Linked DNA regions of Homo sapiens: region 2 is linked to region 1. The links are chromatin loops, found by intact Hi-C in ENCODE. Cell type or tissue: heart left ventricle. All regions are shown on one strand.

The links. A loop is a pair of places that touch in the nucleus more often than their neighbours do. Peaks named below come from ENCODE experiments on the same cell type or tissue, not always from the same donor. Only the 100,000 strongest peaks of a DNase experiment are listed, where the experiment ranks them.
Region 2: it touches region 1 in a loop (6-fold over the local background); 100 of 110 quality-filtered maps call a loop at or near these places.

Annotation. Positions count from the first base shown.
Region 1 is chr1:201,789,157-201,797,156 of GRCh38, reverse strand. NAV1 (neuron navigator 1) reads right to left here. Exons shown (of 34, transcript NM_001389617.1): 15 at 7,365-7,417; 16 at 6,580-6,603; 17 at 6,391-6,468; 18 at 3,282-3,365; 19 at 2,580-2,691. The region is part of intron 2 of IPO9-AS1 (IPO9 antisense RNA 1); the gene reads left to right. Among named protein-coding and RNA genes, the nearest start is that of MIR1231, 15 kb to the left of the region's middle. In heart left ventricle, CTCF peaks have their summits at 1,916 and 3,930 (motif pointing right); DNase peaks (open chromatin) are centred at 3,926 and 5,196; H3K27ac peaks cover 5,027 bases.
Region 2 is chr1:201,556,227-201,564,226 of GRCh38, reverse strand. All of the region lies in intron 1 of NAV1 (neuron navigator 1), which reads right to left. Among named protein-coding and RNA genes, the nearest start is that of NAV1, 21 kb to the right of the region's middle. In heart left ventricle, a CTCF peak has its summit at 4,407 (motif pointing left); a DNase peak (open chromatin) is centred at 4,356; H3K4me3 peaks cover 537 bases; H3K27ac peaks cover 1,619 bases.

The DNA.
Region 1 (8,000 bases):
GTACAAAAATTTACTAAAAATGGAACAAAGACCTAAAACTAAAAAAAAATTTAGAAGGAATTCCAGGAGTAAGTCTTCATGACCCTGGATTAGGCAATAATTTCTTAGATACAGCACCTAAAGCACAAGTAGCCAAAGGAAAAAACTAGATAAATGATGCCTCATGAAAATGGAAAACTTTTGTTCTTCAAAGAATATTTTCAAGAAAGCAAAACAGCAACCCATACAATGAGAGAAACTATTTTTCAAATCATGTGTCTGATAAGGGTCTAATATTCAGAATTATTAAAAAACTCTTAAAGCTCAACAACAAAAGACAAATAACCTGATTTTAAAAGTGGGCCAAGGATTTGAATACACATTTCTCCATAAAGACATACAAATAGCAAATAAGCACATGAAAAGATGCTTGGTATTAGCCATTAAGAATATGAAAATCAAAACCACAACGAGATACCACCTCACACCCACTAAGCTAGCTATTACAAAAAAGAGGTCAGTAAGTGTTAGCAAGAATGTGGAGCTATAAGGGCTGGGTGTGTGGCTCACGCCTGTAATCCCAGCACTTTGGGACGCCGAGGTGGGCGGATCACTGCAGGTCAGGAGTTCGAGACTAGCCTGGCCAACATGGTGAAACCCTGTCTCTACTAAAAATGCAAACAAATAATTAGCTGGGTGTGGTGGCGGGCACCTGTAATCCCAGCTTCTCAGGAGGCTGAGGCAGGAGAATTACTTGAACCTGGGAGGCGGAGGTTGCAGTGAGCCAAGATTGCACCATTGCACTCCAGCCTGGCCAACAGAGTGAGACTCCATCTCAAAAAAACAAAAACAAAGAATGTGGAGATATCGGCACCCTCATATGCTGCTGACAGGAATGTAAAATGGTGTAGCTGCTCTGGAAAACAGCTTGCCAATTCCTCAAAAAGTCAAACATAGAGTTACCATATGACCCAGCAATTCCACTTCTAGGTATATACCCCAGAGAACAAAAAACATATGTCCACACACAAACTTGTACATGAATGTTTATGGCAGCATTATTCATAATAGGCAAAAAGTGAAAACAACTCAATGCCTACCTATCAACTGATGAACAGCTAAACAAACTGTGGTATATCCACACAATGGAATATTATTCAGCCACAAAAAGGAATGAAGTGTGGATACATGACACAACATGGATGAGTCTTAAAAACACTTTGCTAACATGGTGAAACCCCATCTCTACTAAAAATACAAAAATTAGCCAGGCATGGTGGCATGCGCCTGTAGTCCCAGCTACTTAGGAGGCTGAGGCAGGAGAATTGCTTGAACCTGGGAGGCGGAGGCTGTGGTAAGCTGAGATCACGCCACTGCACTCCAGCCTGGGCAACAGAGTGAGACTCCGACTCAAAAAAAAAAAAAAAAAGGAAAATAAGTACTAAAAATTGTAAGTTGGATTTTGGAAAAATGGGAGTCACTGGTGACTGCAGTGAAAGTGTTTTTGGTAGAATGATGGTGACAGAAGCATAATTATAGTGGGGTTAGGTGTGAAAGGGAGGTGGAAATGTAGGATCGACTGGAGGAAGCAAAGAAATAAGATTATAGTTAGAACATAGATTGATACATCTTTCCCCTTTAACATACAAGAGCCTTTGGCAGGTTTATAAGCAGGGAAGGAATGAATAGAGCATAAGAGATTAGAGAGGTAGAAAAGGGCATGTGTTGGGTAAAGGGGGGTTGTATGGTTGCTAAAGAGGGCATCCCAAAACATTAGATAAGCGGTCACTCTTGGCCAGAAGGGATGAATCCTTCCAACAAAATGGAGACAAATAAATAAGTATTGGATGAATATAAACGCATGGAGTGGGGAAAAGTCAATGGAGTTCTCTCTTGAAAATGTTCATTTTCTTAACTAAGGGGGGCGCCAAAGCTATGTTCAGAGTAAGGCAAATCAGTGGTGGAATGAGGAGCTTGAAAAAAGCAATGAAAGCTGGGAATCACTGGTAGTGGAATAAAAAAGAAAACTGACTGTGGACAAGTAAGAGGACTGCCAAGGTATCTTGAAGACCTGACTGGAGTTAGAGATCACAGATTTTGTGGCATCAGACTCCCATCCATCTTGACTTCTGTAGCAAAGCTTGACTGGTTACTAAACGTCCAGGCTAACTTGCCATTTCAGCACCATATAACCTATGTGAGCTTTGGTTGTTTCATTGGAAGAGTAGTTGGAGAACTAAAGTGAGGATCAAATAAGATTGTTTGTGTGTGTGTGGACACACAACACATTTGCATAAAAATGTAAAGGGCTATTTTAACGATGGTCTTTGATGGCTCTTTGGCCGTGAGGTAAAGGTTAAGGAGAGGACCCCTGGGGCTTACAGGTCTCCTCTACTTGCCTTCATGCCCTAGGAAGCTGGGGTCATGCCCCTGGTACTCCTCACTGACCAGTCCAGACATCACACTAAAGGGTATCTAAAGGCCCTCACCTTCTAGAGACTTGATATAGGACTTGGAATACTATGGGCCCAGATAAAAATCTGTAATACTCTTACTTTCCTGCTCCCTGTTCCCTCTCAATCTGTGGCTGGATGTCCTACCTTTGGGTGTGGTTTCTGAGGCATTAAGGGCTCCCTGAATGACTGCCTGGGCCTCAGAGTTCTTTTTCTTCAGAAAGTCTATGGTTTCTCGCAAATCCAGCAGCTCAGTGTCCTAAGAGAGAAATGAAAATAGCGTTGGCTGGGCACGGTGGCTCACACCTATAATCCCAGCACTTTGGGAGGCCGAGGTGGGCGGATCACCTGAGGTCAGGAGTTCAAGACCAGCCTGGCCACCTGGTCTCCATTAAAAATACAAAAATTAGCTGGGCGTGGTGGCGGGCACCTGTAATCCCAGCTACTTGGGAGGCTGAAGCAGGAGAATCGCTTGAACCTGGGAGGCAGAGTTTGCAGTTAGCCAAGATCGCGCCAGTGCACTCCAGCCTGGGTGACAAGAACGAAACTCCATCTCAAAAAAAGAAAACAGCGTCATTAGTTGGGATTAGCAGGAGCCCTGAGCCCTTATGATGTGTCAGGCAATGGGCGAGGCATTGGAATTCTGCAAAACTTGATAGAGAAGGGCAAGGAATTGGGATAAGGAATATGCTCACACTGTATTGGGGGGCAGATTGAGAATCCAGGGTGACAGTGAGGTGGGGAGAAACTGGCATTCATGAGCAAGAACAGATGGTCAGCTTCGGCCTCTCTGTCCAGGAGAACCCCCTCGCCGCACCCACCCCTCCCACCCTTTCCCAGGCCTCTCACCTTCTCCTCGGCCGTCTCTGCCAGGTGTCGCAGGCGGGATGTCATATTCACCAGGCTCTGCTCAAAAGCAGCCACCAGATTAGCCTGAAACAAACACAGAAAGAGATTGCTAAGTTGCATAAGGCTGGGGGAAAGGCAATAACTGACAATGGGAAATAGTTTTAACTGATTTCCTGTATCTCGGAGCTGACCAATGCCAGCAAACCTCTTGGTGGTTAAAAAAATATTGATTTTCCTGAGCAGACAAAGGGGAAATCAAAGAAATTTTCTGGTGGGAACCAGCTTCTTGAATAATGAAGCCAGGTTGAGGGTAGGGCAGGTTTCCAGAGGCTCCTGGAGACTTGAGATCTAAAACCTATCAACTACCAGAGGTAGGACTATCCCTCTGCTCTATGTGATATTTGGTGTGGCCAACTTGGTAGGCGGGCCATAGCCTCTGGGGTCGTTCCTATTATTTTGGTTTAACTCCTGCATTGTGGAGTGGGCCGGCCCCCAAGGGACCAAATAATCTCCTGGCAGAAACTATTTGGTGCGTTTCTTCCTCCTCTGCTACTCCACTGCTTCACCCTTTCTTGCTTTGCAGCTGCTCCTTGTTCCCGGATTCTCCAGGTTTGCAAGGCTGGAAGGAAACTGCAGAGGCATTCCACCGTTTGGCCACTAGGTGTCAGGTCTGTTTCATGAGGAGTGAAGGATACCAAAGGGCTCTCTGGATAAGAGGCAGGCTAGTTCGGAAAGGTGCTCAGTGGAGGAGCTAAGGCCACTTGGTTTGGCATAGTTTGACCTCTAGCTGGCCAACTGGCTGCAAGATGTATAGGCAAGGTAAAGGGAATGAGGCCGGGGGCTAGAAAGGGGAGCACTTGGGGATGGAGAAATAGCCATCGTGAGACTATCTGAGCAAGTTGGTGACCCTAGCAAGAAGTGGGCATACTCTGCGCAGCTCCTTCATGCAGAGCTCTAGGAAATCGACGGCACTCTCATGGCTCCTACTGGCTTACAATTCTCCCTCCCTGTTGGGTCAACTCTAGTTTTCATCCACTGCTCCGCATGTCTGGAGCCTACTTCATAGGACCAGGGCTGGAGGCAATCCCTTTAGTCCAGTTAGAGCCTCCTCTTGCACTTTTACTATAAATCTGTCAAGGCCTGGGCTCTGAGGAGATTATAATATGTCACAACCTGAGCAGTTTCCTTTCACCCACTGTGCAGGCAACATCTGTCTTCTTGACCTCAGGTCTTCTCTGGTTTGCTTCTCTACATCCTGCATGTCTGCTTGTAGACTCCTTGTAGTCCCTGGAAGACTACTCATGAGAGGCCCCAAGAACCCCTGTATGCTCTTCTGTGCTGCCTTTCCCCATCCAGGGGAACCCTTTTGCTCTGGCTGGGCTTTCTCCCCGCTCTCCCCTACACTTCCTCTCCCTACATTGACCCTTCCCTTAATCCCAACCCCAGACTAGGGTACCTGTAAGACCTCAGGGCTAAGCAGTGGTGCTGCAGAAAGGCTAGCATTTGAGAGGGGTAAAGTGGTCTGGGCCCCTACATCTAGGGTGTGCCCTCAGCTTTAGTGGCTAGGAAGTTCCATGGAACATGACAAAAGTTTGGTTTGGAGTCACGGAATCCTGAAGAGAGCTGTGGAACCTTCCTAGAGTCCCAGCATCCCATCTCCTGCTTGAGGGCAGGGTTCTGACCCTCGGCAAAAATCTGCCTTTAAGATGCAGAACCCACCGTGTCTGGGTGTTTAGTTTGTTCTCTCTTAGCCAAATGGAACTTCCTGTTCTAAGAAAAATCACCCTCTAAATTCAATTTCTTGGCTTCAGCCCAGCCTTGACAGCATGGTGGCTGACAGATTGCAGTGTAAATGAATCAGACATAATAATGTTCTCTGCCTCCCTGGCGCCTCTCCCCCCCAGCATCTCCCAGACATGAATTTCCTGGGGTGTGCAGGACGTGACCCAGGCCATTTGCTTTGGTGGGTGTGGCACAAGGGAGAGAAAAGATGGTTCTTGTTTATGTTACAATTCTTATGGGTCCCCCAAGAGTGGGAAAAAGTGCTTAACATGAGCTTCAAACAAACTGGTACAACTTATGAATTGAGGGTTTGGGAAAAGAGAATCGAGAGAATAACTAGTGTGGTGAGGGAACTGCTGCTGAAATGTGTTGGAAACATTCAGAATCTTGGTGGAGATTCTTCTACCTAATTCCGACGGATAGACCCCAGGCCTGACAGCTGGGTTCCCCAGAGAGGAAGGGCAGAGAGAAAACCAGAAACTACTGCGGAAATTGCAGACATGGTTACTTTTGTGCAAACACTTGGAAAGCTCCTGCAGATCCGGCTCAGCTGTTGTTTACAGCTTTGGGGGAAAATGGCTCTTATGTTCTCTGTTTGCAACTCAGTCACAGGGGAGAAAGTACCACAGCCTGGTTAGAGGAGGTGGCTTCATTTCTCCCCATGTCACAGGGTAGAAAAACTAAGGTCTAAAGAAATAGACTCGTTCTAAATGGAGGTACTGAGAGTAGAAACAAAGAATTCTAGCTCTCAACCTGAATTTCAGATTGTTTCTACCATCTGCCCAAGGAGACTGCTCAGAAAAGGCAGTTGGGAATGAAGGAGTCAGACCAGAATGGGAGTTAGGTTTCTCAGTAGTGTCGTGGTCACTAGACAGAATTCTAATGACCAATCATGTGCCTGCACAGTTACGTGGCATGAACAAAGACATGAACACCCCCCAGGGCAGTGGAAAGGCTCTAAGAGCCCTATAATTATAATCCATAACTGCTTTTGTCCATGGCCAATGGCAAGGTTGTTTCTGCCTCCATGCAGAACCACTGGTAATCAATCTTCTTCTCTTTCTCTAGGGAGCTCAGCCCATCAGACATGAACTCATCCATACCTATTAATTAGAGTAGAAGCAAAATGGTTCTTCATAAAAGTTGAGGCTCAGAGAAGGGGAAGAACAATCCCCTCGTCTTCTATCATAGAGCTGTGAAGAAGACGCATGCCCTTGACGTCTCAGTCCAGGGGATACCTTACCAGGTAGTTTTCCTCCCTTGGCTGAACTTGTCTAACGATAGTCAAAATAACTGCCTTGATCTTTCCGTACTTCATGGCACTCACATTGGCAGAAAGCTGAGACGTCAAGGTGGCCACTTTTTCCTGGGATGATTCCAGTTCCCTACGAAGCTTCCGGATTTGCTGTAAAAGGAAGAGAAATACAAACTACTGGCTGCAGAAGCTGTATAAGATTTGGAAGGAAAATGAGGTGCAGTGATGTTAACAAGCAGAGACAAAGGCTTTCCACCCTACCTCAGATTGCATCCTCTCCTCAGCCTGAAGAAGGGAGCACAGAAGGAGAGAAAGAGAGAGAAAGGAAGTAGTTACTATGGAGGTGAAGAAGTCAGGTCCCAGTGGCAGGGTAGGAAATGTGAAGAAGCATGACTCAGAGGTGCAGAGAGGCTGAAACTCTTGTTTCCTGGCCCTGGCTCCTCACAGGACTCGGCTCAGATCTATACTAGGGTTTCAATAAAAGATTTCTTTGGAGCTCATCTCCAGCAAACTTTGTCATTGCCAAAAAGGCTAGGAAATGAGACTTTGGTTGGTTTGAGAACTAACGGTTATTGCCAGCAACTTGGAGTAAAGAATTAGGAGCAAAACAAATCTACAAATCAAGAAATGCCTAATAGCCAAATGCTGTGGCTGGTGCCCCACAATAAACACTTGGTCACTTCTAGGGTTCTGGAGTCCGGGTCCTAGAAATCTATTCATCTCACCTTCATAAAAGCTTCCCATCTACCATGGCACAGAAAGGGCTTGCTAACATGGGGATTCTCCATTTTTCAAAGGAGGGGAACAAAAATCACCAGAGTTGCTCAGGAGCTGGTGGTGGGGCCAGAAAGACCACTGAGGACCTGAGGCACCCAAGTGAATGCTACAAGCTCTAGGTGCCTCCCCCATTCCCACCCCAATGGGTACAGTGAAGAGCCAGCAGTGCCCCCATCCCCCGCCCAGTTACCCAACTCCAAGGAGGTTCTAGGGAGCATGGGATGGTAGAGGGGAGGGGATGAGAGGGGAAGAGAAGTTAATGCTCTTACTGAGGAGTAGGTGGAGGAGGCACTGGAGGCCAGGGACAGCACTGAGCCGTGAACTGAAAGAGAAGGAGAACACAAAGAGTTAACAGTGGGTTCCAGGGACAAGGGGTTTTTGGAAGACTCCCTAAGGCAGGAGTTTGGATTGTGATTCTGGAGGGCATCTGGAGCAAACAGAAAGAACAGAGTAGGGAACCCAGCTGGTATCAAAACAGCCCAAAGCAAGGTCTTGAGTCAAGCTAGCCTCCTCTTTCAGCCTACATTCTCTGGCAGCCTGGGTATGGCAGTCCCTTGCTTAGCCCGCTCTGAGGGGCACGGGGTTTCAGAGAAGGGAAAGGAGACTTTCATGGATAGTCATCATCTTATCTTCCCAGTCAGGAAAGCACCTTAGCCGCAGGAGAGGGGAGTTTCTCATCAGAGTTGCTCAGAACAAATACTGAAATTCTGCCCGCGCCTCCTCCTCTCAGCACTGGGGGATGTGCTTAGGATCTTGGGGATCATTCAGATGAAAACAATATTTAAGTGAGGAATATGCATTCTGATTATTCAGTAGAACCTATGGTGAGAACTAAAGCATGTCTGTAGCAGATGCCTCCTGGAATGACCATCTTGAAAATAATAATGGGAGAGCTAACCTGCCAT
Region 2 (8,000 bases), 230 kb after region 1:
TGACCATCTACAATGAGCCAGACCCTGTGCCAGGGCCGAGGATGCCTGCCTGCCTGCCTGCCTGCCTTCCTTCCTTCCTTTCTTCCTCCCTCCCTCCCTCCTTCTTTCCTTTCTTCTTTCTTTCTTTTTTGAGACACAGTCTTGCTCTGTCACCCAGGCTGGAGTGCAGTGGTGCTAGCATGGCTCACCGCAGCCTCAACCTCTGGGACTCAAGAGATCTTCCCACTCCAGCCTCCTGAGTAGTTAGGGCTACAGGGACACACTACCATGCCTGGCTAATTTTTTAAATTTCTTGTAGAGACGGGGGTCTTGCTATGTTGCCCAGGCTGATCTCAAACTCTTTGGCTGATGTGATTCTCCTGCCTTGGCCTCACAAAGTGTTGGGATTACAAGTGTGAGCCACCACTTCTGGCCAGGAATTTACGGTCCAAAGAGAATCGGATCCCAACCAGATCTGCCTGCCTGCAAAGCTTCTGCTTGTCAGGGCCACAGCATTCTGCCTTCGCAGGTCTTTCACATGTTACCTCATTCTACCCCTACAATAACACACTGAAATAGGGATCCATGCCCTCATTTTGCTGATGAGAAAACTGAGGCTCAGAGAAGTGGGGTGTTAGCCAAAGGGCCCCCAGGTGGTCATATCAGGCCCAGAACTCAAGCTCCTGGCATCCAATTCCAGATTCTGGGTTCTTCCTTACCTCTGATGTGGAGGGATCCTGCAGGCTTTCCTTGCTGTACCTGTGGCACTTGAAGCAGACATGTGGGGTACCCCACCAAGCAGTGTCTTGGGGATTGTGGTCTCGTATGCTTTTCTCTGGGCCCAGTTCCAACATCTCCCAGAAAGATACATCTCCCAGAAAGATACACCAGAAAAAAAATCGTGTTGGGTCAGTGGCACCTGTGGGACGAGTTAACGCCCCCTCTGCCATCCAGGCTGGGTCCCGGCGTCCGGACGCTCTTCGAGGGGCTGTTTCCTGAGGACAAATGTTTCCTGCTGCCGCGGATGCACAGGGGGAGCGTGACCAGGGGCAGCTAGCCCTGAGTCGCACCACCAGCTTGCTAAGCATGTCTGCACCCTCTGACGATCCGGTCACCTCTTCATTAGTCTGTAGCTTCCCCCACACATCCTCTCTTAGGACTTGACAAAAGGCCAGGATATTTCAATTGGGAGGCTCAGGCCACTCTAAATACTCATAACCACCCACTCTGGCAAAAACTATTTACTATGCGTGTTCCTGTGCATTACCTCACTGATTCACCCACCGTCCTAGGCTGTTATCATCCCTACTTTTCAGAAAAGGAAACTGATGCTCAGACAGATCCCGTGATCCAACAGCATCCAGGATCTGGACTGAGGTATTGGACTTCTGGTGACTCACTGGTTCCCTACTGACAGGCTCTGTAGGCAGGGCCTGCCCCACCCCTCCCTGCCTGCTCCCTTCCATCCACCAGGCCCAGGAGAGAGCACCAACCGCCTAGAAGTACCCTGCAAGCTAAAACAGAAAGAGATGCCACATTCTGCTCTCATACAGTCCTAGAATGACCTGCTTAATATTATATCTTAAGCTCCACTCAGAAGGAAGCTTGGAGCTTTCAGAAAGCAGTTTCAAAAGTGATCAGTCCTGCCGGGATCCTTTCAGACCATACAGTGTCCAAGGCAAAGGACCACTGCCCACCTGGGCCTGGCCCACTAACCCTGTCCTGCCCAGGGCTCAGGAGGCCCAGCTGCTGAGGGGTTGCTGTGATGGAGGAGTGAGTCATGGGGCCTGGAATCTGAAGCCTTCCAGACCTTCGCCCATCCCAGCCAACTTCACATCTGCCATCCAGATGTCTCCACTTCGGAAATGCTTTCTACCAACTAGGACCCAAGGTCGGGGGGCATACTTGACCTTAGAAAAATACCTTCAGGTTGGGTTTGGTGGCTCATGCCTGTAATTCCAGCACTTTTGGGGCTGAAAGGCCAGAGGATCACTTGAGCCCAGGAGTTCGAGACCAGCCTAGGCAACATAGTGAGACTTCCCAACCCAGCTGTCTCTACAAAAAAAAAAAAAAAAATTAGCCAGGCAAGGTGGTGTGTGCCTGTAGTCTCAGCTACTTAGGAGGCTAAGGTGGGAGAACCGCCTGAGCCCAGGAGTTCAAGGCTGCAGTGAGCTATGATGGTGCCGCTGCACTCCAGCCTGGGTGACAGAGCAAGACCTTGTCTCTAAAAAAACCGAAAAATAAATAGGAATAAATAAATAAAAAATACCTTCAGAACCTCCTTGGTCTCCTTGGTTGATTCTCAAACCTAAACCTAACTGGGTGCCTTTGTTCCAACCATTGATAGTCTCATGCTGTGACCAAGCTTACTGCCTAAGGGCCCTGAACATGGGGGATCTGATGGAGGAACAGAGCCCCAGCCTGCAGGGAGTTCCCAGGCTGATGGGCAAGGCACAGTTCCTAATCTCATGGAGGCCCCAGGCTGAGTAGGGAACACAGCCAAACACAGCCTTGTCCTTAACCAGATCCTACACTAATGGAAGAGACAGAACCCTGCCCCCAGGAAGCCTACTGCCTAATAGGGAAAAACTTCTGTATCTGTGGGGAGCTTCCAATGTCCAGAAAAAAAGGACTCAGAAGAAAAATCTAGAAACATGGATAATGGAAGTGAAGGAAACTAACTTTTATTGAATGTCTAGCATATGCCAGCTACTATACAGATTTAATCTTCTTTAATTCTCACAATTACCTCATTTACAGTCAAGGAAACTAAAGCACCCTGGTTAGTTACCCAGCTAGTAAGTAAGTAAGTAACAGAATCAGGATTTGAACTCAGATCTGTGCAGCTCCCACATCCTGTTTTTGCGTAACACCATGTGTGATGGGGCAGATTCGTTTACCTTCTTTTCCCACATCACCCTTTAGGCTGGGAGCTAGTTCTTGTTTCCTGTTGCAAATCACCATTCTCACAACACTAAAAATTACTACACTTAGGACTACTTCATTGACTGACAATATCCCACTGTCCCAGCAGCAAGAGGGACTGCCGACTCTGTCCCTTTAAAATGAAGAGAAGGACTCACAAAGGAGCTCCCATCCTCCACTAGCAAGGGGTCCCACCCACCACAGAGGCAAGCTGTGGTCAAGGCAGGGGCTTCTTGGGGTCTCATGGAGAAAAGGTTCAGAAATCAAAGCCCCACCCCAGGTTGGTCCCAAGCCAGTCACTGGATGAACACACTCCCTGGTACCTGTGGAAAGAGTAGCGACTGCTGCACGCCACTGGAAAGCCTGTGGTGGTGGCAAATGCAACGGAAATGCTGACTATGTTCCCTGAGCCCACTGTCTGCTTTGTGGCACCCAGGGCTGGCCTGGAATAGCAGCCTGGCCTTCCCGTCATTGTGCTGGAGCTCTGGGAGGTCTCGGCTCATGGCAAGGATCCACAGATCCCAAAGCCTTCTGTGGCTCCTCAGTCCCAGGGAAGGGGCTCTGCAGAGACAGGAGATAAAAATGCTGCCACGCAGCAACAGAGATGCACATCTGTACAAACATCAGTGTCTTTCCACGGGAACAGTGACTTGGGCATTGAAGGACTGGGAGACAGGATTTCATTAAATATCCTGTTTCTCAGGGCCTGCTGTGGGGCAAGAGCTCTGGCAAGGAACCTAGGGTCCATTGCCAATTCCAGCTCCTCCTCTGCTTCTCTCTGGCACCCCAAACACCCCGGATGCAGGGTCACTGGGCTCTTGCCTGTTGGTCACCACACCAGGATGGCCAAGGCTAGACCACTAGTAGTTTGGGATCTTCAATGGGGCAAGTTGTTCTGGCCTGGCAGGAGGGATATGCTGATGGTGGAGGGGAAGCTGGCGCTGGCTAAGGGGTCCATAACCCAAAGGGAAGAAGATTCCATAAGAAGCAGCAGCCAGGCTGAAAAATTATTGACCTTTTGCTCTTGCCATCAAATAGCATTCTAGCCTGTCCCATACTCTATCACCCAAGATCCTTAATGGGTTTTACATCCTGAAAAAAATGAAAGTTACATGAGAGAAAGCAAGAATCTTGGTTTTTGTTGAGGAGGGGTGTGGTTTATAGAAGATGGAACCTAAATCAAGAATAGGAGAGTTTTTTGATACCACCCAGCAAGGCAGAGGCAAACACAACACAGAGAGACAGATACGGTTCTGCTCTTCCCATCCTCTGAACTTCCTCGGCCGCCCTACCCTGCCTGGCTTCCCGCACAGTGCAGGACTGCCCCAGCCTGAGCCTCTCACCCCAACTTTCTTCCAGTCTGAGAAGGAGGGGACACGTGCCTGTGGGACCTGCTTCCTTAGCCCACAAGATGCAGAGCTGCGAGCTGCCTGCATAGGAGAGGAGGGCGTGGGGATCGGGCTGGGTTCTGCTGGGCAACTGCACCCTCTGGTGGCGGCAACAGGAAGATGCAAGGCCATGCAGACAAAGGCCGAACCAGATTCTTCCTCCTTCCCAGAATCCCTCTACACCGCCTTTATTAAGCACCTATTGGCGGATGGCACGGGGTTCTGTCCAAAGAGAAGTGGATGGACACTGCACTGTTCTTAAGGGCTGCTAAATGAAACCTGCACAGGAGAAAGGAGGCTAATCCTTCCACAGCTCTGGGCTAACAGGCCTTCCCTTTCCTCACACTCCAGCTTCAGCGATCAGTGCTTCAATGGACAATTTTGCTGCCCTCTGCCCACATGCATGGCACCTCGACCATCATCTCGGACAAAGCTTCTCACCTCCATCAAAACCCTGCTCCCAGTCGTAACTCTAAGGACCCTCAGCCTCCCCCAACCTACAAGAGACTTAAAAGCAGCAACTGTTGGAAGAGCACTGTTCCTGGTGGTTTATGTGCGAGTCTCCAGTGTCAGATCCTCCAAGGGTGTGCTTCTGGTCTCTCCAAATGGATGGGGAGCTTCTCAAGGGCAGGAAACATTTATTGAGCATCTATTTCATAGCCAGGCCCTTTATAACCACAATTCATGGTAGCCTCTCGGCAGGCCCGTAAGGACCATAAATAACCCCCAATTTACAGAGGGGAAACGGGCTCCAGAAGGCCAAGAGCTATCAACAACCCCTTTCCATATGCCTGGCGCTATGCTAAAGGTGTTATACGCGTTATCTCCTTCAATCCTTGTGAACAAGGTTATCCAATGAGCTAGGTTAAAATTATTCCCATTTTACAGATGAAGGTGTTGGGGCTCAGAAAACGATACCCCATAATATGGCCTTTTGACATGCTGAACTAAAGAAGCAGACTCAAGGTACCTCTGACTTCCCCCACCCCAACTCCTGCCTCTCAATCATCCATCTTTCTCAAAGCACAGGATGAGACTATTCTCTGGAATTCTCTTATCTCCCTAGAAGCCAGACCCCAAAGAGGAACACAATTGCTTTTGATTCCTTCCCTGAAGTTTTATTAACCATAGAAGATTAAAATTCATATCACAGAGGAAGAGACTGAAAATTAAACACCACACCTGTGCCGGGCGCGGTGGCTCACGCCTGTAATCCCAGCACTTTGGGAGGCCGAGGCGGGTGGATCACGAGGTCAGGAGTTCAAGACCAGCCTGACCAACGTGGTGAGACCCCGTCTCTACCAAAAATACAAAAATTAGCCAGCGTGGTGGTGTGCGCCTGTAATCCCAGCTACTCAGGAGGCTGAGACAGGAGAATCGCTTGAACCCGCGAGGCAGATGTTGCAGTGAGCCGAGATTGTGCCACTGCACTCCAGCCTGGGCGACAGAGCAAGATTCCATCTCAAAACAAACAAACAAAAAACACCACACCTAGATCCCAGACAAATTTTGTCCCAAACCAGTGTTCGTTCTTTGGTTCCATTCAATTCCCAAAGAGAATGATTTACTAACCATTATCTGAGCACTGGGCTCATTCATTTCCCCGAAAAATCACTGCCTACTCTTCAAAATGGCCATATGGCCCGCATTTCCCCTTCCCCTATGTAGAAGGGTATATAAGCCTCTGGACCTCACTGGGTTATGGAGTGACCATTCTCCTGTGATTCCCATGAGCTTATGCACGTTAAATAAGTTTATCTGCCTTTTATCTACATATCGTCAGTTTATTTTCAGTGAAGTTTCAGAGGGTGGTGGGAAAGCTTTCCCTTGGCTCCTACAAAGCACGAAAACATTGAGGGGATAAATAATATGCACGAAGTCGCACAGCTAGGAAGAGGCAGCAGGATAGAAACCCAGTTCTGTTTCACCCTTATTCTTATCCCTGGTTTCTGTTTTTGTTTTTTGGAGTCCAGGCCTCCTCCTTTCTGCCCCTCCAAGCCCCTTGCGCAGGGTTCCATGCACAGCTCAGTCACCGCCCAGCACATAGATGGCTTCCTTTCCGCAGCCCCTGAGGAGTCCTTTCGTCCTTCTACAGCCAACTCCAGAAACTACATAGAGTGCTTTCTTCCTGTCTCTCTTCATCCCTTCCACTCCTATTGGAACAAAACCACGTTTGACATTTCTCAGCATTATTACATTAAACAGGCTGGATCTCAGCCAGCTATTTCTGGGCTTTAATTACTTGTTCTATCTAGCCTAAGTGGTGTGGGCAAGCCGGTCCTCAGTTAACCCACCTGAAAACTGGGAAGATCAGGAACTATCTCCTAGAATTTGATTACCAGCCAAGGACGGTGCTAATTTGGAGGTGGTAGTTAAGTGTTTTGGGGAGGCTGGGTGGTTTCTGACTTTAATTCTCTCTAAGACTAGCCCAGGGGAACCTCTGGGGCCACAGTGCAGCTTTGTAAGTGATCTCCCCATGGGGAGTAAATGTCCTGGAATCAAGCCCTAAGGCAGGCCCCTAATTCCTTGCATGTGTGATTGGGCACACAAGCCTCAGGACACGTCTGAAGGCTGTCCTGTGGGCTGTGCTGAAGGACATTGGACAAGCACATCCCCCAACCCTTTGTCTTTCTTCCAGAATCTCTTGCATTGTTTCACAAAAGGAGCAGCACAGAAGTTGAAATTCACCCAGGCACCTCAGAGGGCATTGGGCTCCTGCCTCAGGTACTAATTGCAATCCAATCTGGCTGAATGATTGGGGCTGAAATGTGGCATTTCACCATCACAGTTGGTGCCGTGGGAATGCATAGAAATCTTCAACTTGACACCAAACTGGACTTCCCTAGGGCTTCCTAAGAGAAACAGTAGATCATTTTCATCTCAGCCCCCTCCAAGCCTTAAGTGGGGGCCCTGTGGTCTGGCAGGATCATGGAGTCAGGGTTCCCGGGACCCTGGCTGACTCATCTTCCTCCTTTGCACCAGAGACGAGTCTACTGGTCTGAGCTTTTGCCTGAGATATTTGCCCGTAGAATTAAGCCCCTGTTTTTACAGGGGGAACACTAATGATTTTCTAGGGCTCTCCATTGAGAGGTCACTTGAGACCCGTTTTCCACACAGGCATTTGGAGGATGGTGCTCTTTGCTGGTGAGGAGAGGGGCATTTCTCCAGAGAGGGCCCCAAGGACTGGTGGCAAGCCTCTATGGAGGGGGCAGGGCTGGTCCTTAGACCTCTGCTGCTGGCCCAGGTTGGACTAAGGTTGGGGCTAGGACAGCAGAGGGGAAGAGTCCAAGTATTTTTCTCCCCTTGCCTGGAAGGCCCCCCAGTTCCCTCCCCTCCAACCCAGTCTTTGCCTGACTTAATTCCTGCAAGCCCAGGAGGAGGAATTCACCTCCCAAGAGGCCCTTCCTGCCCCTCCAGGGGTTACAGTCCCTCCACTGTCCCCCCACTGTCCTGAGCTATTACAACTGGGGTGTAATCACTGGTTTGCTTACCAGACCTTTTTTTTTTTTTCTTTTTTGAGACAGGGTCTTCCTCTGTCCCCCAGGCTGGAGTGCAGTGGTGCGATCTCAGCTCATTGCAACCTCTGCCTCCCAGGTTCAAGAAAGTCTCCTGCCTCAGCCTCCCGAGTAGCTGGGACTACAGACACCCACCACCATGCCCGACTAATTTTTTTATTTTTATTTTTTGTAGAGATGGGGACTCTGTATG